Linked DNA regions of Homo sapiens: all the other regions are linked to region 1. A link is a loop called in an ENCODE intact Hi-C map of the cell type or tissue named here. Cell type or tissue: dorsolateral prefrontal cortex. All regions are shown on one strand. Links, peaks and the distances in the headings refer to the core of each region. The heading gives the core; the rest is flanking DNA. Region 1 has its middle 73 kb from the start of TEX51. Region 2 has its middle 13 kb from the start of TEX51. Region 3 overlaps LINC01889 (long intergenic non-protein coding RNA 1889). Region 4 holds the start of LOC105373604 (a long non-coding RNA gene). Region 5 overlaps BIN1 (bridging integrator 1).

Region 1 (6,200 bases), core at 504-5,503:
GAACCACCTTGTACATGATGAAAGCTACGGACTCTGCTCAGAAAAATCCCCACTTAGCCTCATTTCGTTTGGGTTTAAGGGTTCACAGACTCTGAAATCATCCAGTTAAAAACCTGTGACTAGATGGGATGGTCTTCAAGGTGTGTGGCTCTGAGGTTCTGTGTGTTTTTTTGATGCTGAGGCTGGAGCTTGAGCTTCTGAAAGCTGAGAGCAGAGAGCACACACAGCTATTCCCTAGGACTGTGAAGAAACCTGCCCCCTACTTCTCACCCCTGACCCCAGCACTGGGGCGATAGACACCCACTGTGGACAGAGGATTGGGCCCTTTGCTGCTGGGCCTTGTTGGCTGCTGCCCTGATGATGGTGTCTGGGGTGAAACTCAGTTGTCAAGGTGTCCCCCTCTGTCATATGAGGTCCAGCCATTCCCTAGGTGAATCCTTTCCTCCCTGGTGGGGGTTCCCAGGCGGTTGGATGCTGAGCCAGCCACTCCATCTGCCACCTTCTTCCTCTCTTGGGTCTGGTCAAGGGAGACTGAACACAAATGTCTCAGTCAACTGGAGCCAAGGGTCTGTGTCCTCAGGGACTTTCTGCCAATGGCTGCTCTGGAAGACTGAGACTCATCCTTCTGGACTTTGGCACCCACCTGGCCCTGTCCTGACCTCCCAGGGAGCACAGGCAGGGCCTGGGGCTGAAGCTGCCTGTAGGTCACTGCAGGGCTCTGCCTCCTGGGAAGGGTGACCCATCCAGTGAGGTGAGAATGAGTAGGCGCTGGCTGAGAGAGCCCTTTGTCTCCTTTCCCCTAACATCACCCAGAAGCCACTGCCAGGGGTACAGTCCTCACTGCTGTCCTGAGCTGGGGCCAGGGAGAGTGGCTGGGGCACGCCTCGGCTCCCAAGGTAACTAGGGCTGCTGCTTATCTAGCAGGGTCAGCCATGTACCACACAGCCTCCCCTAGAGGGAAGGACCGCATGACTTTTTGTCCAGCAGGGGAAGAAAAAGATGAAAGATGGAGAAACAGTATCAACAGTCAGGCTTGGGAGACAGGAGGGAGCCGCAGAGGATGGGCTGCTCATGTTGGGGGCTGGGGCGGGGCTGTGTGGAGCAGGGTGTGGGTGTGGAGCCAGTTTGGACTCACATGGGCCTGACTTCAAGTTGTGACTCTGCAACCTATCAGCCGGTGACTTCAGTGGGGTCTGTGCCCTTTCTGAGCCTTAGTTTCTTTATTTGTAAAGTAGGAAGATAATCATGCCTCCCTCCCAGGGTTGCTGAGGGAATTAAAGTGTCTGTAAGGCAGTGCCATGTGGTCACTGCTCTGTCAATGTTCACTTTTATTAAACTGGTGGGAAAGGCAAGGGGCTTAGGAATGGGAGTTTTGATCGCAAGCCAGCCTTTGGTACAGGGTGTGGGGTTGGGTAGGCAGGTTTACATCTCTTCATTTTGTGGTCAACAGAGGGAGAGGCAAAAGAGTACTTTTTACAATATCTAGAAAGAGGTGAAAGGAAGGACTGAAACAGATATCTGTATACCCACGTTCATAGTGCATTATTTACAATAGTCAAAGGTGGAAGCAGCCCAGGTGTCCATCGACAGATGAAGGATAAACAAAACGCAGCATGTACCTGCAGCGAATATGAACCTTGAGGACATTATGTTGAGTGAAAGAAACCAGTCACAAAATACCGTACGATTGCACTTACATGGGGTCCCCAGAATAGGCAAATTCATACAGATGGAAAGTAGAATGGTGGGTGCCAGGGGCTTGGAGGAAGGGGAAGGGGGAATTAGTGTTTTGTGGGTGCAGAGTTTCAGTTTGGAAAGAGGCAGAGTTCTGGAGACGGAAGGTGCAGATGGTTGCACAGCAATGTGAATGCGCTTAATGCCACTTCAACATGGTTAAAGTGGCAAACTTCTTGTGATGCATATTTTACTACATGAACAAACCAGACGTTACAGCTGGGTGGCATTCCCTGTGGGCGGAGGGGAGGGGCTGGCTGACCCCTTAGCTCTGGAGCCTCACTCCCGTTCCGGGACTGTCTTCATTAGGCCCTGCAAGGCCCAGTGCTGATGAAGGCAAGGCCTCTGCCTGCTGGCCGAGCCCCTGGGCAGGCGTATCTTAAGGCAGCCCCTCCAGTGCCAGCCCTGCTTCCAGCTCCTCTCCAGAAGCCCCTCATTTATTAGGAGAGTGCTTCCTGCTGTCTTCTCCAACCCCATTGGCAGCCCGGTTGAGCACCGGGGGCTGGCACTCTTGTTGACCCAGGCAGCCAGGGCTGGTACAGCCGCAGGCCCGGCCTCACAGCCGAGCTATCCTGGCAGCTGGAGGCCTCCGGGGCCAGGGGCCGGCTCCGGGTCCAGAAATAGGGCGAGCAGGTGGCGCGGGGGAGCGGGCTTGTCAGGCAGCGCTCTGAAGTACCAGCTCTGCTCCGCCAGGGGGAGATAGAGCCCCGCAGTTGGCTCCGCGGCTTGCGCGGCCGTAGCCAGAAAGCTGCTTCGGAGCTGGGGTCGGGAACCCGGCTCTGGGCCTGACCAGATTCCCCTAGCCCCCATCTGATCCCTGCAGGGCTCCCAGGCCCCGACCTGCGCTGTGCGTGGCCCTCGCCAAAACCAATGCCTCGGGTATCTATTAATATTGGCTATGAAACAAAGCAACCCCCAAACTCAGTGGCTTAAAACTACCATTTTATTCTCGCACGTTTCTACGAGTTCTTCTGATCCACGTGGTGTCGACTGGGGCTGCTGCATTTGCAGGCTCGGCTGGCTGACACCCCAGGGGGCTGATCCTCCCACTGGGCTGGCCCTCCCACGGGGCTGGTCTTCCATGAGCTGGTCCTCCCAGGGGGCTGGTCCTCCACAGGCTGGTCCTCCCACGGGGCTGGTCCTCCACAGGCTGGTCCTCCCACGGGGCTGGTCCTCCACGGGGTTGGTCCTCCCACAGGGCTGGTCTTCCACGGACTGGTCCTCCCACGGGGCTGGTCCTCCACGGGATTGGTCCTCCCACGGGGCTGGCCCTCCCGGGGCTGGCAGTGGTGCTGACTGTCGACTGGGAGCTGGCTGGGGCTCCCGACCGTAGTCAGTGCCCACGCGAGCCGCTCCTGTGGCTGTGCTCCTCCAGGGAGGACCCTAAAAGCCAGTGTTGAGGAGGGGAGAAGAGGAAGTTCCTCCGCAAGGCGAGACCCAGATAGGCACAGAGCCACTGCCGCAGACTCCTGCTGACCTCTCAGGGCCAGGCCGACCCAAGGGCAGGAAAACAGATGCCGCCTCTTGGAGAGAGGGACGAGGAATTTGGCGGCCGGCTTTAACCTTCCCTAGAGCTTGATGTCTCCGGGCCTCGGTTTCCCGTCCGCCAAATGGAGCCCTATGCTACGAGAGCTACCACTTATTCCACCAGACTTTTACAGATCTTTACAACCCCCAGGAGAGGGTCAGAGGCAGAGAGCAGGCTTCGAGGGAGCCAGGGAGGCTCTTGCTTAGGTAGCTGGCTAGGAGTTAACTTTCCCAGGGACAAAAGCCACATTCATTGGAAGCTTTTGAGGTACCAGGTTGTGTGCTTTACTTTCATTACCTTTAATCTTCAAAGTAACCCTGTAAGGTGAGTAAAATTGCCCCCATTTTATAGATGACAAAGCTGAACCCCTGTTAGTGAGTTGCAGGACTCACCCCCTTCTCCAAACCCCTGTTAATGACTTGCAGGACTCACCCCGCTAGAGAAGGGGAGAGCAGTCTCTACATTCCAGGGGGCCTTTCTCTGAGAAGCATGTGCTTCTGCCAACGCACTGCCTGCCCAGAAAGCAAAGCCCTACTGTGTTTGTAGCTCAGGAATCTTCACAGCAGGAGGACAAGGATGACTGGCATGCGAAGGGCCCTTCTGAGCCATTTATGGCAGGGAGTGGAGGAGCAGGGAGCTGGCTGGCTGGGAGGATTCTGGAAGGATGGGCTGTGTGGGAGAATCATGTGCAGTTGGGGAATGCCATCTGACTGCTGTCTCTGAAGGAAGGGCCAGACATGGGAAGATAGCACTGAATTTACAGTATGAGGGATTGGGATTCATCTCAAGATAGTGGTTGAAGAAAAAGGTTCTCCCCCGATGTTAAAGGAAAAGACCTTTATTCTGTTGGGGCATGTATAATGCAGACATAGAAGAATATACTGATATTGTAACAGAACTCACAACAGAATATACTGCTATTGTAACAGAACTCACTTATCCTTAGTAATGCCCTTTACACTGAAATTGTCCCGTTTGGGCAACTGAAAAATGAGTATGACCATTGCCTGCTGTCGGGGGCAGGGCATTGCCACAGCAGAATTGGAGAGCCAAAAACTCAAATTCTCAGGTATGACATGACAAATAGGAAGAAATGTGATCAGTCAGAAACAGTTTCTCCTCAAGCTCTGTTGCTCAGAGATAACCACTGATGTCACTTGCATAGTTTTTGATGTTTTCTGCGTGCAGGAATTTTTCACAGGGCTGTATGCAGCCTACCTGGATGTATAATATTGCCTCTTGTGTTTCTGTCTCTTTTCTTTATTTAACATTATAGACCTTTTCATCATGATGTAAACCTCACAGTTACTTTGTGATGTGGACAATTTTTCTTCCATTCTATTAATGAAAACTGGAGTCTCAGAGAGGTCCTGCAGTTTGCGCAAGATCCCACAGCTAGTGAACAGCAGATTTGAGACACACGTCTAGGTCTCTGATGGACTGAACTCCTTCTGCTCTGCCAGCTGCTTCCTATAATCCGGGGCACCCCTGTCGGCCTGGTGTTTGGAGGCAGGTGGGGAGAGGGTAGACCCCCAAGGGCTTTCCATTTGCTCACATGCTTGAGTTGTGTGGACCAGGTATTAATGGATTCTCTGTGTATCTTAGGTTGTTTGCAGTGAATGGGCTGCCTGTTCTTTGGTTCCAGCTTAGTTTAGAAATGTGGTAGCTATTATATTGGGCCACCCAGCAGGGACCTCCCTTTTCTTCCTTTTTTGGGTAAGATACCTGGTCCTCAGGTCTTCTGCAGATCACAGGGATTGGCACGAGTTTTTCCCCAGGATTTTTCTCCTGTTGGTAGTGGAAAGACTGTCTCTTCCCATGGGGTCGCAGTCCTGGAAGAATGTGACTCTGGGTTGCCAGCAGAATGGCTCACCAAGGGCATGACCTGCATCCTGGATTCAGTTGTGTGGGATGCCATCAACCCCACTCCCACCCCATCCTTCTCAGTTATATGACTGAGCACATCCTTTTGTGATGGAACAAGTCAGTGCGGGGTTTTTGTCACGTGCAATCAAGGGTCTTGAACAGAACAGGAGTCATTCATTATAACCAACAGCAACTTACTCAAACTAACTCATGTATAAAAGTTTGTGTGTGTGTGTGTGTGTGTGTGTGAGTACGTAGGGAATTCTTTTGGCATTGAGGAACAGGACATACAACTTGACCTTGTGAGAAATGGGGAGTCAGGAGGGAGTTCCTCAGGCCATCTTTCCTCCTCTGTTCCTTTGGGGTCTCAGTTTCACCACTGCATCCCTCTGGGTTTCTGCTCCACTCATCTATTTTCCTCTGTAGACTGGCTGGTCTGTGACTTGTTGGATGCTCTGGTACCTAAGCTCATCTGTGGCTTTGGACAGCCTTGGTGCCCACGATGGTCCTGATCCTCAAGGTCTGCATCTCAGCCACACCTGCAGGATCTCCTGGTGTGCTGTGCTAATTACATGGACCCAGGAGGAAAGCAAAAATGCATATCTAGTCCTGGGTCAATCATCTGTGGACAGAAGCATGAGGTCATGGGTATAGTCACGGTTCCATAGACCACCTCTTCAGCAAAGGCCATGGGTGGAGCATTTTCTCTTAGTGGGAATGATAGGGAGGCAGCCATGGCATGCCTGGTGCAGAGTGGCTGACACTGGTTGTCCCAGATTCCCCTGTGGTCAGAGGTCCCGTGGCCTTCAGTGGTCTGAGTCATCCTGCCATGCTTCCTCATGCCATAAGGGAGACCCTCACCATCTAGTTCCCATCCTCGCGCTTTCATCCTAGTGACTGGAATCCTCCCCTACATGCCACTCTTCCCACACTTCCATCCACCACCATGACTGAGTGGATTCTCCCCAGCAGGTGCCACACTGTGTGGCTTTGCCCTCCTGCTGGTCTCTCTGACCCAGCACTGCTTCTGTCTTTGATAGCCAGAAAGATCCAGCTCAGCTGCCCACTTCCC
Region 2 (6,200 bases), core at 357-5,356, 85 kb after region 1:
GTCTGACCTCAAGGCCAGTGCAGCCTGCACACCCACTGCTGAGAGAGGAGGGAGGGCCCAGAGGTGTGGCGGCCGTGTGGGGCTCAGGGCAACGTGCTGCCCAGTTCCTGGGTGGTCCTCCTGCTGCTGTGGGGAGAGTGTGGCCCACTGGGGAGCCAGGGCTCTCTCAAGAAGGGGTGGGGAACTTGGGAGCCGCATTTTGGGGGAAGCGGGGTTGGCTTTCGAGTGGGGACAGGCAGCCCCAAGTTGACAGAGTGGAGGCAGCTGCTGCAGAGGAGGAGAGGAGGATTCCCCAGTCTTGAGGGAACGTAGTTTTCTGACAGGTAGACTTGGATCACTCAACTTTGTAAGGATTGGCTTTCTGACACCTGGAGACCCGCATCTGCAGCAGTGTGGGTTCCACGCTCACAGAGATTCAGGGAGAGTCTCAGCACAGCCCCTAACTAGTCACGTGGCCTTGAGCAAGTCAATTACCCTCTAGGGATAATAACAGAGTTGTAGTGGGAATTATTTAAAATAGGTGGTAGAAAGAGCTGGGCCCACACCAGCAGGCAGTAAGCATGAGCGCCTATGGTGAGCTCTGTTGTTATTACTGCAGTGAGATGGGGCTAGGGAGCGGCTTAGCACTGGAGCTCATCCAGCAGTGATGGGATGGTCTGGCTGGTGCTACAGGGGAGACCTGCAATGGGAGAAGGTAGAATCTGACCACATTTAGGTCCCTTCATCTCACTTTTGATAATGTTTTTGAGGTGCTGGTGATCCCTGGGCAGGTTACATGGCCCCCTGGGACCTCAGTTTCTTCCTTTGTAAGCTCTCCTCTCTTGCCAGGGTGATAGGACGGCACTTCAATCCAACAAGAGTCCTGTTGGTGACCGAAGCACTGTGTCTCAAAGGGAGAAGGAAGAATGGCTTTGTGCTGCAGAGGCAAGGGGTTAGGATGTCTTTCCCAGGGCACAGTGGTTCTGCCGATTCTTTGGGCTCTGATCTAAGCCTCTCCACTGGCTTTGGTCCAGGGGCATTGGCTTGAGAGCCTCATCTTCCCTGCACTGGACTCTGGTGCTCACTGAAGCAGAGTGCACGAAACTCCCCTTAAAAGCCTGGTAATGTGGCTCAGAATTGGGCCCTGCAGGGTTATTAGAGCCATCCATCTTAATTATACTGAAAATCACTTATGCGTTTTCCTTAATAACACTGCATTCATAATTTCCCAGCTCTGAGCCGTCTCCTGGCAGGGCTGTCACTCTCAGGGTGGAGTGTTTTCTGCAAGTCACATTTCTTTGTTCTTTCTCCCTTGGTGGGACGATGGGCTGGGCATGGCGGAATCCTTTCCTGTGGGCCATGGATGGAGGGTCAGGCCCTGGGGAGACTGAACCCTCCTGAGTGCTAGGTACTGCCCAGATTCTTCACACCCAGCATGTGATTTAACCCTTTGCATAACCCTGTGAGGTCCATGGGCTTATTGCCATTTACAGATAAGAAAACAGAGGCTCAGAGAAGCTAAGAACTTGTGCAAAGCAACTCCCTCAGAAATGGGGGCTTCAGGGAGAAAAGCTCCTCTTCTGATTTCCTTTGAGGTGTTCACAGACGCCCCCCTTGATCCTTCAACCCCACCGTTGCAGTTTCCATTCTGGCTTTGCCAGGGAGCTGTGAGAAGAAATGCTTTCCTCAGGCCGGGTGCGGTGGTTCATGCGTGTAATCCTGGCATTTGGGAGGCCAAGGCAGGTGGATCACCTGAGGTCAGGAGTTTGAGACCAGCCTGGCCAGCATGGTGAAACCCCGTCTCTACCAAACATACAGAAATTAGCCGGGTGTGGTGGCAGGCGCCTATAATCCCAGCTACTTGGGAGGCTGAGGTAGGAGAATCTGGGAGGCGGAGCTTGCAGTGAGCCAAGATCATGCCACTTCGCTCCGGCCTGGGTGAAAGAGTGAAACTCTGTCAAAAAAAAAAAAAAAAGAAGAAAAAAAAGAAAAAAAAAAAGAAAAGCTTTCCTCCCTTGAAGCATCCTCCCCATAGAGCCCCAGAAAACATGCACACAGCACACACGTACACACATGCACAACACACACACACACATAACACACACACACGCATACATTCTCTCTCTCTCTCTGTCCCCACTACGGACAACTCCCTCCCCTGTCTAGTATAGGGTCTCGGTTTCTCTAGTGCGTCAATGGGGAGGGCTAAGTCTGGGTCCCTCACTCGCTACTCACATGGGGGCAACCCTAAAGGTGACAGTAAATTGGACCATGCGCTGCCCGGGAAGAAAATGGACTTGGAGCCGGTCTCAGGAGGCAGGAGCCGGGGCACACGTGGGAGTAGACCTGGAGAGCGCATGTCTGTGAGTGCTCCAGTCCGGGGGTTCTGGCCTGAGGGGGCTCCTCCCACGGGTCTCGAGACTACTGGGTACATAGAAAGCAGAAGCCAAGAGACAAATATTGGGAGGGAGAAAAAGCAAGACAGATGTAGTGTATGCCAACCACGTGCCATTTTGCCCTAGGGGAAATGAGTCGAGCCTCTGAGCTTTGAAGGGCTTGGGTCGGGAAGAGAGAAGGAAGAGGGAAGGGGAAGGAGGCCCTGAGAGCGGAGGTGTGGCGTGGGGAGGGAGGGACGGGGAGGCAGGAATCAGGAGGAGCCTCTGACGGCCCTGGGATCAGCAGGTGGTTTGGAGGAGGTGATTCTTGCGGGTGAGGAAGCGGGTGGAGGAGGCAAGAGAGAAGAGTCTGGCAGGGATCAGATACGGGACTTCAGGCAAGATTTACTGCCAGTGGGAGGGTCACCCAGATGGGGCTCCGGGAAGGCAGGGGCAGAGCCCCGTTCCTTCTGGGGAAGAGGCCAGCAGCTCTCCTTAGGCAGGAGCAGGAGCGCGGGGAGCTGAGGCCGAGCTGGCTGGCGCACGCGAGGGGGCGCTGTGGGGCGGCACCACCGGGTCGACCAGACCACGCCCACCCCGCTGAAGCGCCGCGAGGGTGCGTTTGGGGCTCTGGGTGATGGGCCCGACCGGGGTTAGGGGGCTGGGAGGGTCGGCCACGTGAGCCTGATCAGTCCTGTGGGGCCGGGCCACGCTAGGCACAGAGCCTTTGCTTGCAGCTGGGCTAGGGCCAGGTGGCCGGTGCTGGAGGGCGCTCAGCCTCTCCGGACATGGCCTGGCTCCTGGGTTCAACGCGCGGGGCCCTGGTTTGCAAGGCTGCGGAAGGGCTTGCCAGCACAGATTTCCAGGGGCTGCCCTGTGGGTTGCCCCTGACGCCCCCACTTCCCTTCTCATCCCAGACACTGTGGTCCAGGAGGTGCAGAGTTCAGGGCCTGCAGAGCACGTCCCCCCACGAAGCCATCCTTGGGCGAGCACCAAGAAAGCGGGCTGATGAATGGGCTTCCACCCCGAGGTCCAGACAGCTGCCTTCCCTGCTGACTCAGCTCGGGAAAGCTGCCGAGGCAGAAACTTTTCTAAGAGCAGAAAAATAAGGCGCGAGGCCCCGGCGCTGTCTGTGGTGAAGGAGCGAGGCTTGAGAGAGGCCCTGAACCCTGGAGGAGCCTGGAGGAGCCTGGAGTTCCCAGTCGGGCCCGCTCCAGCCCAGGAGGGAACAGTAGCAGCACAAGTCCGTGCATCCCGGATGGAGGCTTCATTTGCCCAGAGCCCTCCAGGCGCCTTTGGGAGCTAAGTTGTGGGTCTCCCGGTTCCCATGTGAGGAATCCGAGGCCCCGCGGAAACCCATAAACGACATCCAGCAGGGTAGGATGGACCCGCTGGGCCTGGCGTGGAGCCCACCTGTGCACTTTGCATACCCACTGCCTGCTCAGCCCCTCACACCTTCCCTTTTCAGCCACTCCCCGACTTGTAGGCTGGGGGTGTGGCCAGAGGCTTCCCAGGGCTCTGCAGAGAAACAGAATCAGTAGGAGATACATACATACACACATACACACACACACACACACACACACACACACATATACACATATACATGATATATTATTATATCTATGTATCTATGTATCTATCTATCTGGAGAGAGGGAGAGAGGAGAGGAGACAGGCTGGCAAGTTCAAAATCTGCGGAGCTGATGTCCCAACTCGAAGGCCGCCGGGCAGGAGGAATTCTCCCTTGCTCCAGGTAGGGTCAGGTCAGCCTTTTCTCCTATTCAGGCCTTCGAGTGATAGAATGAGGCCCACCCACTTAGGGAGGGTAATCTGCTTTACTCAGCCTACTTATTTAATGTTTATCCACAGACACATCTAGAATAATGTCTGAACAACTGTCTGGGCACCTCGTGTCCTGGTGGAGTTGACACGTAAAATAGGCAGAGCTGCTGCAGGTGCCTGGGCATGAGCTCCACCAGTCTGATCCTAATTTTTCATCCATAAAGAGCATGTCGTCAGCATGACTGAGGCTAATGAGTCGACACCATCTATGAGCCAACACCATCTATGAGCCATGATGTGTGTGGCCCACAGCGGCTCTGTCGGACTCACTATGGGCAGTCTCCACTGGCCCTCCCAGAAGGGATCATGCGGGCAGTAGTATCAATGCTTTTTATTTTTTTTTTTTTTGAGATGAAGTCTCGCTCTGTTGCCCAGGCTGGAGTGCAGTGGCACAATCTCGGCTCACCGCAACCTCTGCCTCCCAGGTTCAAGCATTTCTCCTGCCTCAGCATCCTGAGTAGCTGGGATTACAGGTGCTCGCCACCATGCCCGGCTAATTTTTGTATTTTTAGTAGAGACAGGGTTTCACCATGTTGGCCAGGCTGGTCTCGAACTTCTGACCTCACGATCTGCCTGCCTCAGCCTCCCAAAGTGCTGGGATTACAGGCGTGAGCCACCGCGCCCGGCCCGGCCCGTATCAATGCTTTTAAGTATTCACCAGTTGCTCCTTGGCCAGGATGACTGTAGCTGATGTCTGCAGGACTGATGATGATAAGCTAAGATGACACCTCCTCCCTGGGGGCCACAGAGCCACGATCTATAGATCTGTGAGGCCACCAGGACCTCTAGGGTCAGTCGGCCCCGCAGAGGCTGATTTTATCTGAGGGCAGAGGAGCCAGGGAGAGTTATAAGCAGGGCTCAAAGCACATCACATTTGCTTCACAGAGAGGGCTAGGGGTGCTTCCCTTCCCTTTATGGTGATGGGTCCCAGTCTGGGCTCAATGTGTAGCCCACAGGCCTCTTTGCTGGTCAAGGAGGTGGACTACACAGTGGGATGTTGGTCCCACACCACCTGCCCTGATGTGTCCCTGAAACCAAATCTGGTGCGAGAACGCCTGTACTTAAGTATATGAAAAATTTAAGGTGTTTTGAAAACAACTATGTAGGGCTGCCAGAGGGGAACAGATGTCATATTGGCACATAAACAATTAACTGGGACCAGCTGCATCCTTCACTCACCATCACCTACGCCATCAAGAAGAATGGCATTGTAGGGAACAAGATGAGGGCTATGAGTGCTCCGGGCCTGGAAATGTGCTGGTCACCACTATTCCAGACAAGAGGCTTCTTGTTCCCCCCCACCTGCAGAACTCAGTTTCCTCACAGAGTGGGGCACAAATCTCAAATAGCCACATAGCTGCCCTCAGGGGTACGGTTTTACTGGGGAGTCCAGACCTGGCCATAGGAGGCCATTCTCGACACGGCCATGTGCACAGAGCAGAGTTCCAACTACAGGCAGCCATAGACCAGCTTCCTGCACAGCTCTGAGGCCTCGGCCAACCAGAGTAATCCTGTGCTATATTTACCTGCCTCTAACATGGTCCCTGCCCTATCTATGCACCTTGCATTTTCTGTAAGCATCCAGCATCCAGGACAGGGCCGGGCATAGTGTAGGTAGGCAGGAATGTTTATTGAGTGAATGGATGAATGGATGGATGGCTGAGTAGTAAACAGATGAAGAGGTGAGTGGATAGATGAATAGGTGGGTTGATGGGTGGGAGATGGATGGGTGGATGGGGCCAAAGGGAAGCAATGCCATTATGGGTGGAGGGAGCTTTACAGACTGTTTTCCCAACCTCAGGGCAGAGGCTGTCTCTCCTCTAGGGCTTATGTGGCACTGGGGTCCCCTTTGTTCTCTATCTTTGAAAGGCCAAGGTCAGGCAGGCACCTGATTATGTAGGAGGTAGGCGATGCCTGAATCCCTTTCATACTGTGGCGCTTGATTTACCTACACATAAAATGAGAGCCCACACACTGACCCTTGTTGCCATGGCAGGGCCGG
Region 3 (6,068 bases), core at 1-5,000, 1.2 Mb after region 1:
TCTTGGATACTTTAAAACACATCTGCAAAACCAAATTAATGATATCTCCCACTCAGATATGGCCATCTTCCAGTATTCTCTCTCTACGTCCATGTCACTACCACCAAGCTTTACACATTTGTCTTTATTACCCTCATGTCATCACCCATTTTTGTCCATTTTACCCCCTAAATGTCTATGGAATTCATCCACTTCTCTATCTATCAACTTGGTCTAAGCTACCATTGTTTCTCATGTGTGCTATTATGCTAACCTCCTAACTGGTGTTCTTGGATCTGCTCTTACTTTTTCCAGTCCATTTTCCATGCTGCAACTAACCTACTGAGTTAACACCTTTCCTTCCACCTTCCCATTGCTTTTATCAGAAAGATGCCCACTTTAAGATGGTAGACAATGTGGTTCTGGGTCAGTTAACTGAATATCAGTTCATCAAAAGCCATTTGCTGAATTATGAGGATTTATTTTGTAGTTTTCTATTTTCTGTTTGTTCCTTCTTTGTCATTTGACCTTGAATCTGCCCCTACCCTCTTGTGAGCTCTTGTTCATGGTCACAAAACAGCAGATCCGAAACATATACAGAGGTAAACAGCAGAGCGAAGAACAAACACAGAGACAGGGGCAAGACTAAAACTCTCAGTGATCAGTCCAACTGGTTGTGAGGTAAGTGGCTCACCGGTTTAGAAGAATTGACTCTAGGAATCAATTTCTGAAGAACTGACCTACTTATCCACTCCCTAAGAGGGCTAAGAGATCTGGGTACCACCATTCTTTCCAAGTTATTTCATACCAATTCCTTTTTTACAATCCTGCCAGTCACCTTCAAAGACAAAGGGCTTTTTAGAGCCCAATGTAGTGGTTCCTAACTGGAGGTATAAAGCTGTCTTGGAGATGCTTCAAAATGTGGGAATCATTTTGTTGTCATAAGAAGCAGGGTAGAAGTTGGGACCCAGATCCTAGCCTTTCTCAGATGAAGGTAAAAATGCCAAATATTTTTCTATGTAGGTAACAATTCCACCCAATAATGTCTCTGTTGAGAAACATTTGGAGTGCATGAGTCATCCCACCATAGGCCTTCCCACTTGCTGCTCTTTCTCCCTCCAGTGCTATCCCCACCCTCTCTTTTACCAAGTTAATTCCTACTTAACATGTAGACCTTGGATAAATTGCTACTTCATAGGAATGTTTTGACCTCCCAAATACATCAAACTGTACACTCATAGCACTGTGTGCTCACAGTGTTATAGTTAGACATTTATAGAACAGTTGACTGTCTCTTTTCCCAGAAGTCTGTACAGCTCCATGTGGGTAAGAACCATACCTCCTTTGGTAATGGCTTTTTCGGGTAATCCCCAGCACCTGACAGAGTACCCAGCACATGGAGGCACTCAGTAAGTGTTTGCAGACAGCAAAAGTTAATGAATGTGTGAATGCATAGGACCTGATCTCAAGGGACTTGCTGTATGGCTGGCGACAGGGAACAGAGCCTGGTGTCAAGCCCAGCATAGAACCACCACTGAGCAAAAAAGGAGTCTGCCCACTCTGTACCAAGTGCAGGGCTGGATGGAAGGTTAACCCCCCAATTACATTTTAAACCCTCAGGACTAAAATTAATCATTGGAATGGTGACACTTGATGTAAACCACTTCAAATGGATTGGCTGTGTAAAACCTCTGTCTTGCAGATGTCCTGAGTCAGCTCACGGGTAACCACACCAGCTTTTTTCTGGAGGATTCAAAATACCCCTGGACTGAAGAATGCTGCTGTTTGTTTGTTCCGCCAGCAAAGGCTCAGTTGTTTCTTAGAGAACAAAAGGAGGAAGCAGTGGTCTAGTGCTGGTCAGAGCAAACTTCAGAGCTGCAGGGTGAAAGGGCAGAAAATGATGGAAGAGAAAAATTGAACTGGAGATGAGGAGCAGGAAATAAAAGAGCCAGTTTTAAAATGTTTCCTGTAATTGAATAGAAACATGTGTCCCTCATTTGCAGAGGAACCCCAGGGCAGACAGACCACCTCAGGATATTCATTATTTCTTTAAATCTTTAATTGGGCACTTCAAAAGATCGCAATTAAGCTTTTTAAAAATACAAAGTTTTAGTTGAAAGAAATCCATGGGGACCTACACTGTTCAGTCTCCTGGTCTGGACCAATGGCCTTATTAAAAACAGGAGGAGGTGATGCACAAAGGCATCATTCCTGAGTCATTGGTTAAAGGAAGCATTCAGACTGTCTCTTCCCCATTAATAGGCTAAGAATCAAGGAAACAAAACAAAACAAAACAAAACAAAAAAACAAGAGAAGACAGACAATTATGCCCTATTCAACTCTAACTCCCAAATGGAGATGTGCACCCCAAGAGGCCACCTCATTCCTAATGCCTGTGAAAAAATAAAAGTCAGGGAAATACTTACGGTCCATACTGATCTGCTCTGAACTCTGCCTCTGCATTTGTGCACTTCAGTCCTGTCAACACTTGCATGCGTTGTGAATGGGCCCATCCACTTCTACTTTCAGGTTCTAAACAGCTCACTCCTCATGCTGGACTTGCCTCCCATGGCCTCAGCATCCAGATATCCTGGTTAATTCTGCCCTCTGCTGGAAACTTGCTTTGTCCCTGCTGTGGTCACATTGGTCTCTAGTCTGCTGCTCTGTAACTCATGATTGCTTTTCTAACATTGATCCTTTCTTCCTGTCCTTCGGTCCCTCTAATTCTAACAAGCAGAAATACTCATTATATTCCTAGTGTATGGAGCGCTGCCCAACCACTGCAAGCCAAAGACAAATGAAGGAATCTCAGCTCAGCAACTTGGAAATTTATCTCTGTCTTCCTTGCTTTCACTATGTTTGTTCTGTCCTTGAACCCCAGCTGATATACTTTTGCCTTTTCAATGTCACCACACCCACACAAGGCATTCTACAATTCCTTTTTCTGCTCAGTGCTCTAGATCAGCTATGACAGAGGACCTTTGTTGTTAGTAGGAGTCTTAAGCCTAAAGTCTTAAAGCTGAACTGTAGACACCAGAGCTGAGTAATCATGGTTCTTCCAGAATCTTCCTGAATCCGCTGGGGCTTCCACTGTTTTGGAAGGCTGGAATGGCTAGCGCCATACTCTACATGAGTGGCCAATAGAGCCTGATGCTCGTTGCCCTGTTACGCAAAATCCTGGCTTTCCTAGACACCCACCCATTGCCAGTGACACACTCTCAAGAGGCCCCCAGCCTCTGCCTGGTAGCACACTACTTCTGTTGGGTGGTTTGCGACAGGTAGGATGCAGCCTTGCATATCTTTCTGATTACTGGGAGGCTGCCCTTTCTGAGGAAGGTCCTGGCACTTACTGGGTTTGTGATGGAGATTTCTTGGCTGTAGCCTGTCTCGGGGTGAGCACTGGGTGTAGGCTGATTCTATTCATCATCTCTAGCTTGTTTCTTCAGCTCTGTTTCATCTCTGTTGACCTGTTGTGATGTCTCTTTATACAGGTCAGCACAGCTCACACTCCTGACATGATCCCAGGGAACAGGTTGAAATGACTGAAGGAAAGCACATTTATTATAAACTGGTCCAAAGCCATTTGGGGCTTCTTGAGAAATATCACATTATCAACCTCAGGTACAAAACAGCTAGGTGTCCAATGAATATTCTCTCAATCATTCAGGACAGCTCTTCCTAATGACCATTTTCTCTAAGGTTCTTCAGATTTCTCTAGTTATATTACAGGCAACTGATGCTTTATTGTCATCACAGAGTGACAAGTGGACAGAGGTAAGAAAGGCAGTTAAATAATTATAAGCTTATCCATTGCAGCATTGTAGCAATAGTGTCGTATTAGACACAACCTTAATGTTCATCCATAGGTTACTGGTTGAATAAATTGTGTGTCATTAAAAAAAAGAGTAATTTTCAACTATGAAATAAGATTTATTTCTATCAAATAATATAGTGTGATTTACTGGATGTATCATGAAGTGAAAAAAGCAAGTAGACATTACTACGTATTGTAAGTAACTCTACCTCTATGTAAAAAGGAAGGAGCACTGAGGATATATACTTACATGTTTGTATACATGTAGGTATTTTACATGCTTTCTTGCAAAAAGAAATACAGGAAGTATATACCAGAATCTGAAGATAACAATTACTTGTGAGAAAAAAGTTGGATAGGAATGGAAGCTGAGTGTGGTGGCTCACACCTGTAATCCCAGCACTTTGGGAGGCTGAGGTAAGTAGATATCTTGAGCTTGGGAGTTTGAGCCCAGTCTAGGCAACATGGTCAAATCCCATATCTAAGAAAAATAAAAAAAAAAATAGTGGGGCATGGTGGTCCACACCATCGTCCCAGCTACTCAGGAGGCTGAGGTGGGAAGATGGCTTGAGCCCAGGAGGCAGAGGTTACAGTGAGCCAAAATCATGCCACTGCACTGCAGTCTGGGTGATAGAGCCAGACCCTGTCTCAAAAAAAAAAAAAAAAAAAAAAAAAAAAAGAAAGAAAGAAGAAGAAGAAAAAGAAAGAAATGGATATACAAATTTTCTGAGTATAGCTGTGTATATAATCTTTACTTTAGAACTATATACATGTTTTACATATTCAAAAACTAAAACTAAAATGAGAGCTGAGCTATGAGGATGCAAAGGCATAAGAATGACACGATGGATTTTGGTGGCTCAAGGGGAAGGGTGGGAGGGGGGTTGAGGAATGAAAGAATATACATTGGATATGTGTACACTGCTTGGGTAACGGGTGCACCAAATATAAGAAATCACCGCTAAAGAGCTTATCTGTATAATCAAGCAGATTCCCCCAAAACTATTGAAATAAAACAAACAATGTAAATTATTTTTTAAGTTCACTTAGCTATTGCAATTATTATGTCTCCTTGTGAACAATTGTGTACTGAACTTTTAGTTCTTCCCACATTTCTCAGAAAACTTGAATTTGCCACAGTCTTCCTTTTCTCTCAAACTCCTGTTATTTTAAAGGGCAACTCCAAAATCCATATGGGTGAACTGAATAAATGCCTAACCATAAAGATTCTTGAGCTCCTCGAATCCATAAATCTTCCTAGGTAGGGCACCTATTAGCCTGTGAATACAATGCTCACCTGGCAAAAAGCAATGCATCTCTAAAACTTTGCTCTAATATTCAATGTTCTGATCTTTGTCTTCTGTGTCTCCAGCTGCCTCATTGATTCTCCTCCACTCTCTCCCTTTCATCACCATCACATGGAATCCCTTCCTCCGTTCTGCAGCCTATATACACAGTGATGCATCACTTTACCACTTTTTATATTTCTTTATCATGACTCTTCATATATCTAGAAACCTGAATAGAATGGGATAATTAATGACCTAATTCTTAATACTTTTCAACTGTTTTTCTTTTTGCCTTTCCACTTTGACAGTTCACAGTAAGCATTTTATCTAGTTCCCAGTCTCAGAGGGAATGCTTCTAATATTTCACCATGAAGTATGATGCATGCTGGAGGTGTTTAGGAAATATTCTTTAGTGTGTCAAAGAAGAGCCCTTTTATCCCCAGGATTCTAGGAGATTTTATCATTGATGACTTTTTAATTTCATCACTTGATTTTCTGTATGTATTGAGGCGATTTTTCTCCTTCATTTTGTTAATATAGAGAATTGCAACTATTGATTTTTGACTATTAGACTAACTTCATATTCCTAGAGTAAATTCAACCATGGTTGTAATTTATTTTCTTTTTGTATAGTTAGCTGAGTGTCTGCAAATTTTTAAAGGGTTTGTATCTATCTCCATGCAAAAAGGTAACATACCATTTACCTCTCTTATGATGGCCTTGACAGATTTTTCTCACAAGTTGGAAATATTATTTTTTCTTAATTCTCAAAAACAAATTTAAGATTGTTACATTTCTTTTTTAAATATTTGCTAGAATTCATTAATGAAGTCATCTGGGCCTGAAGTTTTTTTATAGGAAGTTCTAAAAATATTGTTTCATTATTTTTAATAGATACAGACTTATTTAGCATTCTTTTTTTTCTGTCAGTTTTGTAAACTATCTCTCTAGGAATTTGTCCGTTTATGTTCTGAAACATAGTAGAC
Region 4 (6,200 bases), core at 837-5,836, 55 kb before region 1:
CAGTTCTAGATCCAGCCATTTCTCCAAGGAGCCCAGAGTACATCTTTTTAAAGGTTTTTGATACACATTGCCAAATTATCCACCAAAAAGCTTACAGAAAGTGAACAAGCCAGCCAGCAATGTGTGAGTGCTTATTTCTCATTACACTGCAATGATCTAAAAATAATATTTTGTCACTCCTTTGATTTGATTCCTTTAATAATTAGTGACTCTCTTTAATTTTTTAAAGTTTATTAGTGATTTGTGATTTGGTAAATTGTCTTTTCAGGTTCTTAACCCATCTTTCTCTCAGAGTGTTCACTTGTATCTTAACATTTTCATAAGAACTCTATATCTAGAATGTACATTAACCTGTGATTATCACATAAAATACAAATATTTGTCCTAGTATCTTATTTGCCTTTTGAAATTACAGACTTTCATTCTACTATAAAGACACATGCACACGTATATTTATTGCACAACTATTCACAGTAGCAAAGCCTTGGAACCAATCCAAATGCTCATCAGTGATAGACTAGATAAAGAAAATATGGCACATATACACCATGGAATACTATGCAGCCATAAAAAAGGATGAGTTCCTGTCCTTTGCTGGGACATGGATAAAGCTGGAAGCCATCATTCTCAGGAAACTAACACAGGAACAGAAAACCAAACACAGCATGTTCTCACTCATAAATGGGAGTTGAACAATGAGAACACACAGACACAGGGAGGGGAACATCACATACTGGGGCCTGTCAGGGGGTGGGAGGCAAGGGGAGGGATAGCATTTGGACAAATACCTAATGCATGTGGGGCTTAAAACCTAGATGACGGGTTGATAGGTGCCGCAAACCACTATGGCAGATGTATACCTATGTAACAAACCTGCACATTCTGCACATGTATCCAGAAGTTAAAGTAAAATAAAAAAAAGAAATTATAGATTTTAAAATTTAAAAACAATAAAAGACTTTTAATATGGGACATTTAAAACATATACAAAAGAGGATAATGTAATGAAGAACCTCATGTACATATTCCCCAATTTCAATAATTATGAACATTTTGTCATCTTTACTTGACCTACCTCTTCTCTCACATTATTTTTTTTAAACTGGAGTCTTTTCAAGTAAATCCCAGACAGTATGCCACTTTGCTTGTAAATACCACAGTATGTATCTTTAATTAACTAGAGCATTTAAAAAACAAGACCACCACACATTATCACACCTATCAACATTAAATTCGTTTCTTAATATCATCTAGTACACAATTAACGTTCAAATTCTCAAAAAGGTCTTTCAGAGTTATTTTGTCTCAATCAAGATCCAAACAAGACCCATACATTGTTTGGTATATCTTAAATATCCTTTGTTCTTTTTGCTTTATTCTTTATTATTTGTAGATGCCACTGGTTCCCTGGAGAAACTGGTTCATTGGATCTGTAGAATGGCCCTTATCCTGGATTTTGCTGATTGCAGCCTAGAGGGCTTTTAATACTTATTCTGCTGTGCCTCATATTTCCTATAAATTGGTGGTTAGATCCAGAGACTTGATTAGATTTAGGTTCACTTTTTAAGGCAAGAACACTTCCTAGGTGGCGCTGTCACTTTCTAATGGGTCCCATCAGTGAGACTCATCATATTTGTTCTACTTTTAGTGATGATAAGATTGATTAGTAGGTTCAAGTGGGGGTCCACCTGTCCCCCCACTGCAAGCTTCTTCATCAAGTTTACCTAATTGGCTGGTGTGGTGGTGCACGCCTGTAGTCCCAGCTACTTGGGAGGTTGAGATAGGAGGATCCCTTGAGCCCAGGAGTCCTGGGCCAGCCTGGGCAACACAGTGGGACCCTGTCTCTTAAAAAAATTTTTACCTTATCAACTCTTTGGCCCCTCTAAAATATAATTTTGAAGAGGAGGACAGAATGAATGCTTGATTTTTGTCCCTTCACCAATTTTAGAGTAATGTGTTAATGTCCTAACAAATTCCAGTGATGACCAAAGAGTTTTAGAAATGTTATTATAACTCACGGAGTTTTATATATTTGTTATGCTTCATTCCATTTCAATCACTTGACTTTTTGGTGCTCAATGATCCCATCTTAGGGCAGTGGGAGCCCTTTCAAATTGAATCGTGTGTGTGTGTGTAGTATGTATATGTCTGTCTGTGTGTGTGTGTGTGTGTATACATATATGCATTCAAAAATGTATACGGAAATGCAAAAGGCCAAGCCAAGCCACATTTTAAAAGAATAAGGTGGGAGAATTGAATCACCACACATCAAGACCTATTTCAAAGCTATGGTAATTAAGCAGCATGTTTTTGATCATAGACATACAGATGATTGACTCAAAATATAGGCTTCTGATACAGACCCATACATTAATAGACCTTTGGTTTATGATCTTGTAAATTACAAGCTTCTCAATAAATTGACAATAGAAATCCATGGGAAAAAAACTGGAATCCCAACTCACGCCATAATCTATTCTAGATGTATTAAAGGCTTTAATATGGAAGGTAAAGCTAAAGATTTTAGGGAAAAAAGCTGAATATCTTTGATATCTTTTAGTATCTTTGATATTTTGTTTTTTTTTACTATCTTTTAATAGTGAAAAATTTCTTAAACAAGAAAGATAAAAAGTATTATTAACTCTAGAACGGGAAAATAAGATAAACTGAGGTATTTTTAAAGTTGTATTGAGAGACCTGAGACCAGTGCCATCTGCACACTCTGTTTTCAGTTCGTGACTGGGCAAGTAAATGCATTGAAAACTCAACTTTCAGAAACTTTTATGTCAATTTGACAGTGTATTTTCCTTCCCTTCCTGCCTGCCTGCCTGCCTGCCTCCCTGCCTCAATGTATTTGATGTCTGCTTACTCTACTGATTAAAAAAGTGGGGCTTAGCCTGGGGGCAGTGGCGCATGGCTGTAATCCCAGCACTTTGGGAGGCTGAGGCAGGCTGATCACTTGAGGCCAGGAGTTCGAGACCAGCCTGGCCAACATGGGGAAACCCCGTCTCTACTAAAAATACAAAAATTAACCGGGCATGGTGGTGCCGTGCCTGTAGTCCCAGCTGCTCTGGAGGCTGAGGCAGGAGAATCATTTGAACCCGGGAGGCAGAGGTTGCAGTGAGCTGAGATTGTGCCACTGCTCTCCAGCCTGGACGACAGAGTGACTCTGAAAAAAAAAAAAAAAAAAAAGCGGGAGAGAGTGGGCTTAGGTTGCGAATGCCATTAAATTTTTTCAACAGTTTAATGTTTGAGCATTTCAGTGTGCCATTGATTGAAATAAAACAAACAGACAAACCAAAACTGGTCCACCGTCACAGATAATTTAATACATACTGAAATAGACAACATGAAATTCAAGAAATCAAGGAGTTGAGAAATGCCACTAATGAAAAAACAACATAGATGTGAAAATTGCAACACATTAACTTCAAAAGAATAGAAGAATCAGTTCAAATAAATCAAGAAAATGGGCAAAAACAGTGAACAGATACTTTACATAAGGATTTCCAATACCCTATCAGTGCTATCTTGCGGGAAATGAGCAGGAAGCCACAGGAAGCTGCAGCGTCAGCCGATCAGCAAGGGTTAAAGACGTCTCGCAATCCTGAAAGTAAGCAAGTACGCTGACCACGCTGTCTCTAGAAAGCGCTGATTGGAGAGTGAGCCACTCAAGACCTCTAAAAACCACTCAAGCCCCGGGCAGCATCCACCCACGATAAACCTTTCCGCGCCCCTAGCAGCAATGCACGCCTAGCCCTGAGCACCAATAAGGATGCTCAGGCAGGACCCGGATGGCGAGGCGGGGACCTTGGTAGCGGCGCCACTGGCTGCGGCTGCAGAGTGAGAACAAGCAAACGCCCCCCACCGGCAGGGTGGAAGGAAAATGGAGTGCGTTGGCGCTGCGGAGGAGTCACTGCGGTGAGGATGGCCCGGACACCAATTTGGGCACCCGCAGGCGCAGCTAGCCGGTGGGGCGCACCTGGGTCTCCTCCGGCTTCCGCGGGATATCTGCAGGGCGACTCCCTCCAGATTCAGTAAACGTCCTGCTGGGGGAGTCCTTCCCCTGCAAAAGGCCCGCCCCTGCCTCCCATGTCGTGGAGTTCGAGGCAGGGTCCCTGAAAGGGTCTTGGGGTGGGAGGAGTCCTGTGAGATCACCGAATGAGTCAGGGTCTGGCCTGGGTCCCAGGCCCAGGGGTCCCGAGGCCCTGGGGCAGCTGGGTAGCTCTGCTGGCCGCCCTGTGCGGGGACTCTCTACCTATGCAGGTCTGGTCGGACCTGGAGGCAGCGGGTTCTGCTGCTGCGAAGATTCCCAACGGCCGGTTGGGGAGGGGCTGCACAATCCTGGACCTCGCGGGAGTACAGGACCCGCAAAGGCAGGGGAGTCGGATCATGTGCCAAGAGCATCCCGGGGTCCCGGCTGCTGGCTTGGCTGCCCTGGTCATCGCTGCGGTTATGTGCCGTTGCTACCGCAGAGCAAGCGGCCCCGGTTCTTGAACCACACCTGCACTTGATGGTCCTGCAAGTTGAGTCTGACAGCCAGGGCCCCCGCTCCTTGTGGGCTGTTACCTGCTCTTTCCAGCCTGTCTCCAGCTCCGGCGGCTTTCCCTTACTGTAGACTGCACTTCCTGCCGCCGCCTCCTGGGAGAGCGTGGGATGGTGGGGGATAACTAGGTTCTGGCATCCTCACTCCTCCTGCCCACAAGCGATGGGATTTAAATCGCACTGTCCATGCTGTGCTCATCGAGGCCCACCCTGCTTTTACTAGGACCCTCCCTGCAGTCCCCACTCCCTCCTTCCCACGAGTCTTGCAGTCATGGATTAATCCCTTCATTATTGACCAGCTGCTGCAGGCAGGCCCTGTGTCGTCCTGTATCACTTTAACGTGACCTCATTAGTCTTTGATTTCTCCTTCACTTTCTGGTACAATAAGAGACTTGTATCCAGTCTCCTTTTGTACATTTTTTGCCCTAGACTTAGAATCAGCCAATTTCATTGGTAAATGTTATCTAGAGAGTTCAGCCGTGGAAGTGTGCTCATTGTTACTGGGTTTTCATTGCTTCTGGGTCTTTTCAGTGGACAGAACTAGAAAATATGTATTTTTTAAAGAGTAAAACACAATGTGAGTTCATACTGCAATTTCCAATTCACTTTTAAGATTACAAGATTTTTACTTAAACTTCCTTGATTTTATGCTATGTCATTTTTATACTGAAAATTATGGTTCCTAATGATGGAAACATAGTAATTTAATAAAAATGTCAATACTAATATATGGCTACTGAATGCCATTTATGATTTCTTTCCTTTTTTCTTTTCCTTTTTTTTATTGTCCATAGCATATCTCTCACTTGGGATGTATAGTCAAAATGCTGCGTTTTAAAGCCACTTTAAGTAATTGTTTGCTTTATGTGGTTATGCCACACACTTTATATGCAGGAAGACTCATTCATTTCAGTTTACTTTAATTTTTAAAAATCACATAAAACACTTATCGTCCTCCCAAACTCTCTATTTATCCAGTTACAGTCACAGAAATCTTGCTTCTGTAACTTCCCGTTCACCCTGTTTCTTTTTCTTCCCAATAGATAACCATTAAAACAGTTTGGTTTTGGGTTTATCTGCCCATGGTTTCTTTTGATAATATCAATTAATATCTATCTATGCACTGTGAACTGAATTGTATTTCCCCAAAATTGATATGTTGAGGTGCTAAGCCCCAGTGTGATGGTATTAGGAGGTGGGGCCTTCAGGAGGTGATTGGGGTTAGATGAGGTCATAAGGGTGGGGCCCTCATGTTGGGATTAGTGTCCTTATAAGAAGGGACACCAGAGAGCCTGCTTGTTCTCTCTCTTCACCATGCGAGGGCACAGTGAGCTGTCTGCAAGCCAGGGAGAGAGCCCTCATCCAGGAACAGAATCCACTGGCAGCTTGATCTTGGACTTTCAGCTTCCTGGAGTGTGAGAAATAAATTCTTGTTGTTTAGGTTACCCAGTGTATGGTGTTTTGTTGTGGTAGTCCCAGCTGACTAATGCTCTACTATCTAGCTACCTCTCTGTCATCTACTTCCCCATCACTTACCTAAAAATTACCAATGATAAATATTACTGTTTGCTTCTTTCCTTTGCTTATTTATTTTTCCCCATATCAGTATATAGAGACACTTCTCATTCCTAATTACAGCTGCTCCATATTCCATT
Region 5 (6,162 bases), core at 1-5,000, 79 kb before region 1:
AGCCTGTTCACAGGTGCATGCACCCCACACACCCCCCACACGCAGGACACACAGGCACGTGCTCACGCACAGGGAGCTGGTGAAGCCACCCGCCTCCAGCCATTCTGCTGCTTCTCCCTCTGGCAGGCCCTTGGAAAAGGGGATCTTCGGTTTAGCTTGAGACAGGGGTCCCCTGAGATCTGGTCCTGTTTTCACAGCCTGTGAGTGTTTGCCTCCAGACAGAAGTGGGCCGGTCACCCAGGATGGACGAGTGTCCTCAGGGTGTGGGGCAGGAGGGCCTCAGGGTAGAAGGTTCTTGCCTTCTCTGAGCTTTTTGGCAGTGGGGAGCTGTTTGCGAGGAAGGGGAGAGGGGAGGAATGGATGGTTTGAGAGAGTCAGGGAAGACAGGGTGTGGCTGAGTGCCTTCTGAGAGCAGGGCCTGCAGGCAGGTGCAAGGCCATCTCACACAGCACCATGTCACTGTCACCTGATAGCTCAGGACACAGAGGCTCAGGGAAGGCTCAGTACTTGCCCAAGAACTGGTCATGGTAGAGCCAGAATTCCAACAGGGTCTCCTGGGCTCTGTCCCTGAGACCCCCTGATACAGGCAGAGATGCTGGGAGGGGCAGGCGGGTGTGCAGGCGCCCTTGGGGCATGCGCTGGCAGCCCAGGCTCCTGGGAGCTCTGGAGGCTCCACCGCAGGATTTCCCTCTGGAGGAAGCCAGAAAGAGCCAGCCTGGTGCGAGCTGGTAGGGCCATTTTGACAAGTGGATTTCGGTAGGTGCTGAGCTTGGGCAGCACAGTCACACCTGCCTGTCCCTTTGACAGTGGTAGGAGAGAGGATGTGGGAGGCGGGTGGCTGGCCGGGCTCCGCTGGTACCCACCCTGCCCCCACCAACCCCAGCCGCTGGTGACATTTTCTCTTGTCTTGTGATCCTGCCCATTGCCTTTCCACCCCGGCCTCCCCGCCCCCTCCCTGTTCTCTCCTCGTGGCCTGTTACCAGCCCACAGAGAGTCCAGCCGGCAGCCTGCCTTCCGGGGAGCCCAGCGCTGCCGAGGGCACCTTTGCTGTGTCCTGGCCCAGCCAGACGGCCGAGCCGGGGCCTGCCCAAGTAAGTGCCCACCTCCAGCCCCTGTCTGGCTTGTCCCCAGTCTCTAGGGGTGCAGCATGGAAGGAGAGCCCCGAGGAGGGGTTGCAGGAGGGACCAGGCCACCATGGATGTGAGGGTGAGGACAGGGTCCTGAGCTAGGCTGCCCCAGCACGGGCTTGTCACCAAGGCTGCCAGGGATGAGTGAGCGCAGCTGGGCGCATCAGCCCCTCCTGCTTGCCCACCCCAGCCCAGCCTCCCAGCGCAGGAGGAGCATTTAGAGCACCTACTGGTTTATGCCAGGCACTTTCCAGAATCTTCTCATTTAATCTTCGTCATCACCTTTACAGCCAGACACTTCCTCCTTTTACAGATGAGGAGATGGGGGCTAGGAGGGTTGAGTAACTTGGTTCCAGCACTCAGAAGTGGCCAAGTCTGAGTGTCGGCCCAGGTCAGCCCAGCTCTGGGGTTCCTGCAGGGCCTGCCGTGGTGCCCGTGCTGCGGTGCCCGTGCTGCGGTGCCCATTCTGTGCCACACCCTTCTTGGATTTGGGCTGCGCACAGGCTGCACCGCACCACCTGCGCTGGGTTGTGCTCAGGCTGGGACAGATGTGTGTTGCTGTCCCCTGCCATGGACTATCTATAGGTGCAGCAAGATCCTGCCACCTGCCGGGTCAAGCAGGGTGGGCGGGTGGTGGCTGTGGCTGGGCGAGGTCTTGGTGCCGAGAGAGCAGGGCCTGTGAGGCGGGGTTGGGGGTGGCACTCTGGGGCTTGCACTGGGCTTCTTCACAGCATTGTCACTCACATCCCTGGGCCTGCCAGCGCCTACTCTTCAGCTGCTTCCCCGGCCCAGGGCCCAGCTTGTCCAGCAGAGGCTCCCTGGATTCTTCGAGGCACTGGGCAGCTCTAGACCCTGCTGCCAGCCAGGCGATGCCCCCGGCCCTGTCGCTTGGGTGCTGCCCTCCTGTGGCCTGTTTCCTGTGTCCTGGCTGTGTCCTGTCCTGTGTCTGACCCCAAGCCGGCATTTATGTTGCAGCCAGCAGAGGCCTCGGAGGTGGCGGGTGGGACCCAACCTGCGGCTGGAGCCCAGGAGCCAGGGGAGACGGCGGCAAGTGAAGCAGCCTCCGTAAGACAGCAGGGACAAAGCCCTGCCTTTTCCTCCCTGCCGCCCGCCTGCCTGTCCGGGGCTCCCCTGTGGCCCCTGCTGGTGCTGGTCCAGGCCTGGCTCCTGTTGAGGAAGCTGGAGGCGGGCCGGTCTGGCACCAGGCGCAGACACCTTTCTCCCCTCCCCGCCCCTCTTCTCCTCGGTGGCCCTGGCTGTCCCTGGACCACCTCCCTGCTCAGCTGACCCGTACCTCTGCCACCAGAGCTCTCTTCCTGCTGTCGTGGTGGAGACCTTCCCAGCAACTGTGAATGGCACCGTGGAGGGCGGCAGTGGGGCCGGGCGCTTGGACCTGCCCCCAGGTTTCATGTTCAAGGTGAGCCCACAGCCTCTGACTGCTGCAGTCCCTCGGTGCCCTGGTGGGCAGATGAGAACCCTGAGCCTCAGGAGACTCTGTGGTTTGCCCAAAGTTGTGCAGGCGCTACTAGGTCACTCCCAGCCAGCAAGGTGGCATCTGAGCCCCATACTGTCCTGCTGCTTTTGAGCACTCCTGGTCTCCATACTGCCACCTGCACCTCCCACACGCAAGGCCCGTGCTCTGTGCAGGGCTGGAGGTGGGACGGAAGGTCTGACTTGCGATCCGCATCCTCTGCAGGTACAGGCCCAGCACGACTACACGGCCACTGACACAGACGAGCTGCAGCTCAAGGCTGGTGATGTGGTGCTGGTGATCCCCTTCCAGAACCCTGAAGAGCAGGTGAGGGCTGGGTGGGGCCGCCAGAGCGCAGGGGGACCACAGGCATCCTGGCTGCGGCTGGCACCGCCGTGGCGGAGACAGGCCAGCAGGGGGCAGCAGAGGCCCGCGAGCACCAGGGCTCCCGCGCCAACTGCTCCTCCCCGCCCTCCACGTCGGGCTTTTTCCTCTCTCCCTCTCCTCTCCCTTCCCTTGGCCCCTCTCCTGTTAGGCCTCTCTCTCTCCCTGTCCCCATACCCGCTTCTTCCTGTAGCCTCTGCTTTCTTCTCCCCACGTCCCCCCTTTGCTCAGGCGCTCTCAGCTCTGCCTCTGTCTCTCCCCTTCTCCTCTCCTGGCAGCTGTGCCTGAGGCCTGCCTCCCTCCTGGGACAGGATGCTTGACCCCTCCTGCCCCGCCCACAAGGTGCCCACCCTGCAGCCAGCCGGAGCACTGGTTGGGCTCATGAAGCCCCGTGTGCCGTCCCTCGAGGCGGGCCCTGCCCTGTGCACGCAGGGCCATGGGCTTCCCAGCTGTGTCCCCGGCTGAGGCTCACCCACGATGCCTTCCAGACCCTTCTCCTCCTGCTGTGGCTTCATGTTAATCTCCTGGAAGTGAGGGCTCCTGTTGAGCCTGGGTGGGTGCTAAGTGTGTCCCTCCTAGGTCTGGGACCCTCCTGGATCTGGGTCAGTTGCCCCTCCCAGGGGGCCTTGGACTCTTGGCAGGAGCCTCCCCGCTGTGTAGAGCCAGCTTTGCTTGTGGGGGGTCGGTGGTGCCATGTGGGCATCTGGCTTCCTCCACGGCTCAGCCCCTGAGCACCTCGGGCTGTGCACAGAGGGCCTGGCCGGCTTCTTCCTGCTTCCAGAGAACATGTTTAGCCATCAACGCTTCTGTGTGAATAGGTTATCAGAGCGGCTGAGGGTGACAGTGGGTCTGCCTGGGTCTTGGATGAGGCCGACCCTACTGGGGGTCCTGGGCTGGGATGTAGGGGTACCAGGTACTTATTGAGGTCCGGGGCAGGAGGCCTGAGTGATGAGGACCTTGTGGGCCTGGCACTGATTTGGCCCTTTCTCCTAAGCCCCCAGGTCTTCATGGACCTCCTAGTGGGCCAGCCCTGGCTGGGTAGGATTTCAAGCAGACTGCTACCCAGAGCCCACAGTGAGAATTGGCCTGGGGCTGCTGGAGGGGGCTCAGATAGGGCATGAGTAGGGTCTGTGACCAGGCTGACAATGACACAGAGGGAAATAACAAAGACCCAGGTAGGCCCCAGGCACAGCCCAGCTGCAGGGGCAGCCTCGGCCCAGCCACTGGCAGGAGTGGATGGCCATACGGCTCCCCGTGACCCACCTGGGGCCAGGGGCCTGTCAGCACTCCCAGAGAAGGCCCTGCGGGTGTCAGGATTGAAGCAAAGGGCAAGTCGAAGTTGGAGGGACTGGTGGGATGGCCCCAAGTCCCTCTAGAACTTGTAACTTGTTGTCACTCCCAAAACTTTCTGGGGTTGTTTGAGAAGCCTGGAATCCTGGAAGGGCTGATGTGCACATCATGCATGCAGTGGGACTCATCAAAACCAGCCACGAATGGTTAGATCCACCTGCGGACGACAGGCTGGCTCCTGTGGTGCCTCTGGGCAGGAGCCTCAGCCAGCAGCATCAGGGAGTGCTGCCTGGAGGAGGTGTTCTCAAGGTGGGCTTGGCAGGCTGAGGCACCAACAGCAGGAGGAGGGGCCGTCTTCCCAGCAGGTTGGAGTGGGATGCGTGCCCTGTGGGGTGGAGCCCCTTGCTCATCCCTGTGCGACCTGGTGCTCTGCCCCTCAGGATGAAGGCTGGCTCATGGGCGTGAAGGAGAGCGACTGGAACCAGCACAAGGAGCTGGAGAAGTGCCGTGGCGTCTTCCCCGAGAACTTCACTGAGAGGGTCCCATGACGGCGGGGCCCAGGCAGCCTCCGGGCGTGTGAAGAACACCTCCTCCCGAAAAATGTGTGGTTCTTTTTTTTGTTTTGTTTTCGTTTTTCATCTTTTGAAGAGCAAAGGGAAATCAAGAGGAGACCCCCAGGCAGAGGGGCGTTCTCCCAAAGATTAGGTCGTTTTCCAAAGAGCCGCGTCCCGGCAAGTCCGGCGGAATTCACCAGTGTTCCTGAAGCTGCTGTGTCCTCTAGTTGAGTTTCTGGCGCCCCTGCCTGTGCCCGCATGTGTGCCTGGCCGCAGGGCGGGGCTGGGGGCTGCCGAGCCACCATGCTTGCCTGAAGCTTCGGCCGCGCCACCCGGGCAAGGGTCCTCTTTTCCTGGCAGCTGCTGTGGGTGGGGCCCAGACACCAGCCTAGCCTGGCTCTGCCCCGCAGACGGTCTGTGTGCTGTTTGAAAATAAATCTTAGTGTTCAAAACAAAATGAAACAAAAAAAAAATGATAAAAACTCTCAGAAAACGTGTGTGTATTTGTTCTCCCTCTTCTTGTCCGTGAGTGCGGATGGAACCGTGTTATCTGTGGCTTTCTTACTGAGATGGTCTGCCCCCGAAGGCCCGCTGCCCTGGGCTGGTGCACCACAGGGCTTCAGCCCCTGTCCCCTGGGGTTCTTAGGGGTGGTCAGCTGGAGGTCAGGGACTGGGGGCTTGGGTGAAGGGGCTTGGCGAGCCATCTCTGTCCGAGAAATCTGCTGAGTGCTATCCTAAGTGACCTTTTTATTTTATTTTGTTTCATTGTTTTGAGACAGAGTTTTGCTCTTGTCGCCCAGGCTAGAGTGCAATGGCGAGACCTTGGCTCACTGCAACCTCCCGCTCCTGGGTTCCATCGATTATCCTGCCTCAGCCTCCTGAGTAGCTGGGATTACAGGCGTGAGCCACCACACCCGGCTAATTTTATATTTTTAGTAGAGATGGGGTTTCACCATGTTGGCCAGGCTGGTCGCAAACTCCTGACCTCAGGTGATCCACCTGCCTTGGACTCCCAAAGTGTTGGGATTACAGGCATGAGCCACCACACTCAGTGACCTTATTTAATACGCAAGAGAACCTGTGGTTCAGGTACCAGGACTCCCTTTCACAGATGAGGAAGCTGAGGCCCACGGAGGTCCAGTTACCGGCAGGTGAGTGATGGCACTGGACTGTGGGTCTGAGCACTTGACCCCAGACCAAGGGCAATGCTTGTGTCTGGTGGGGTCTGAAGGGCCTGGGTGGGGGGCAGGCATGCTGGCCTGGCTTGTCCCTCATCTCTTGACCCCTGCTGACCCCGCTCTGGGCGCTTCAGTTCCATCGGCAGACTTGGACAGGT

Evidence for each region. Hi-C counts contacts between places; a loop is a spot of excess contacts. Peaks named below come from ENCODE experiments on the same cell type or tissue, not always from the same donor. Only the 100,000 strongest peaks of a DNase experiment are listed, where the experiment ranks them.
Region 2: a loop joins it to region 1, with 3 times the contacts of the local background. A loop is called at or near these places in 3 of 110 quality-filtered maps.
Region 3: a loop joins it to region 1, with 5 times the contacts of the local background. A loop is called at or near these places in 22 of 110 quality-filtered maps.
Region 4: a loop joins it to region 1, with 2.1 times the contacts of the local background. A loop is called at or near these places in 6 of 110 quality-filtered maps.
Region 5: a loop joins it to region 1, with 2.2 times the contacts of the local background. A loop is called at or near these places in 12 of 110 quality-filtered maps.

What each region holds. Positions count from the first base shown.
Region 1 is chr2:126,968,407-126,974,606 of GRCh38, reverse strand. No RefSeq gene overlaps it. Among named protein-coding and RNA genes, the nearest start is that of TEX51, 73 kb to the right of the region's middle. RefSeq lists an enhancer at 2,675-3,642. In dorsolateral prefrontal cortex, for the core only: CTCF peaks have their summits at 2,223 and 2,433 (motif pointing right); DNase peaks (open chromatin) are centred at 2,416, 2,776 and 3,006; H3K4me3 peaks cover 1,359 bases; H3K27ac peaks cover 1,123 bases.
Region 2 is chr2:126,883,195-126,889,394 of GRCh38, reverse strand. No RefSeq gene overlaps it. Among named protein-coding and RNA genes, the nearest start is that of TEX51, 13 kb to the left of the region's middle. RefSeq lists a silencer at 2,831-3,030. In dorsolateral prefrontal cortex, for the core only: a CTCF peak has its summit at 2,908 (motif pointing right); DNase peaks (open chromatin) are centred at 2,924 and 3,524; H3K4me3 peaks cover 999 bases.
Region 3 is chr2:125,742,210-125,748,277 of GRCh38, reverse strand. The region is part of intron 1 of LINC01889 (long intergenic non-protein coding RNA 1889); the gene reads right to left. The region is part of intron 2 of LOC124900611 (a long non-coding RNA gene); the gene reads left to right. Among named protein-coding and RNA genes, the nearest start is that of LINC01889, 34 kb to the right of the region's middle. In dorsolateral prefrontal cortex, for the core only: CTCF peaks have their summits at 2,383 and 2,587 (motif pointing left); a DNase peak (open chromatin) is centred at 2,557.
Region 4 is chr2:127,023,327-127,029,526 of GRCh38, reverse strand. It overlaps LOC105373604 (a long non-coding RNA gene), which reads right to left and starts at 4,299. Exons shown (of 3, transcript XR_001739697.3): 1 at 3,517-4,299. RefSeq lists an enhancer at 4,349-4,948. In dorsolateral prefrontal cortex, for the core only: a CTCF peak has its summit at 3,892; DNase peaks (open chromatin) are centred at 3,796 and 4,506; H3K4me3 peaks cover 2,299 bases; H3K27ac peaks cover 2,158 bases.
Region 5 is chr2:127,047,184-127,053,345 of GRCh38, reverse strand. It overlaps BIN1 (bridging integrator 1), which reads left to right. Exons shown (of 19, transcript NM_139343.3): 15 at 984-1,091; 16 at 2,103-2,192; 17 at 2,434-2,544; 18 at 2,824-2,925; 19 at 4,713-5,314. The coding sequence ends at 4,820. Among named protein-coding and RNA genes, the nearest start is that of BIN1, 57 kb to the left of the region's middle. RefSeq lists an enhancer at 1-190. In dorsolateral prefrontal cortex, for the core only: CTCF peaks have their summits at 2,014 (motif pointing left), 2,818 and 3,017 (motif pointing right); DNase peaks (open chromatin) are centred at 929, 2,006 and 3,015; H3K27ac peaks cover 4,276 bases.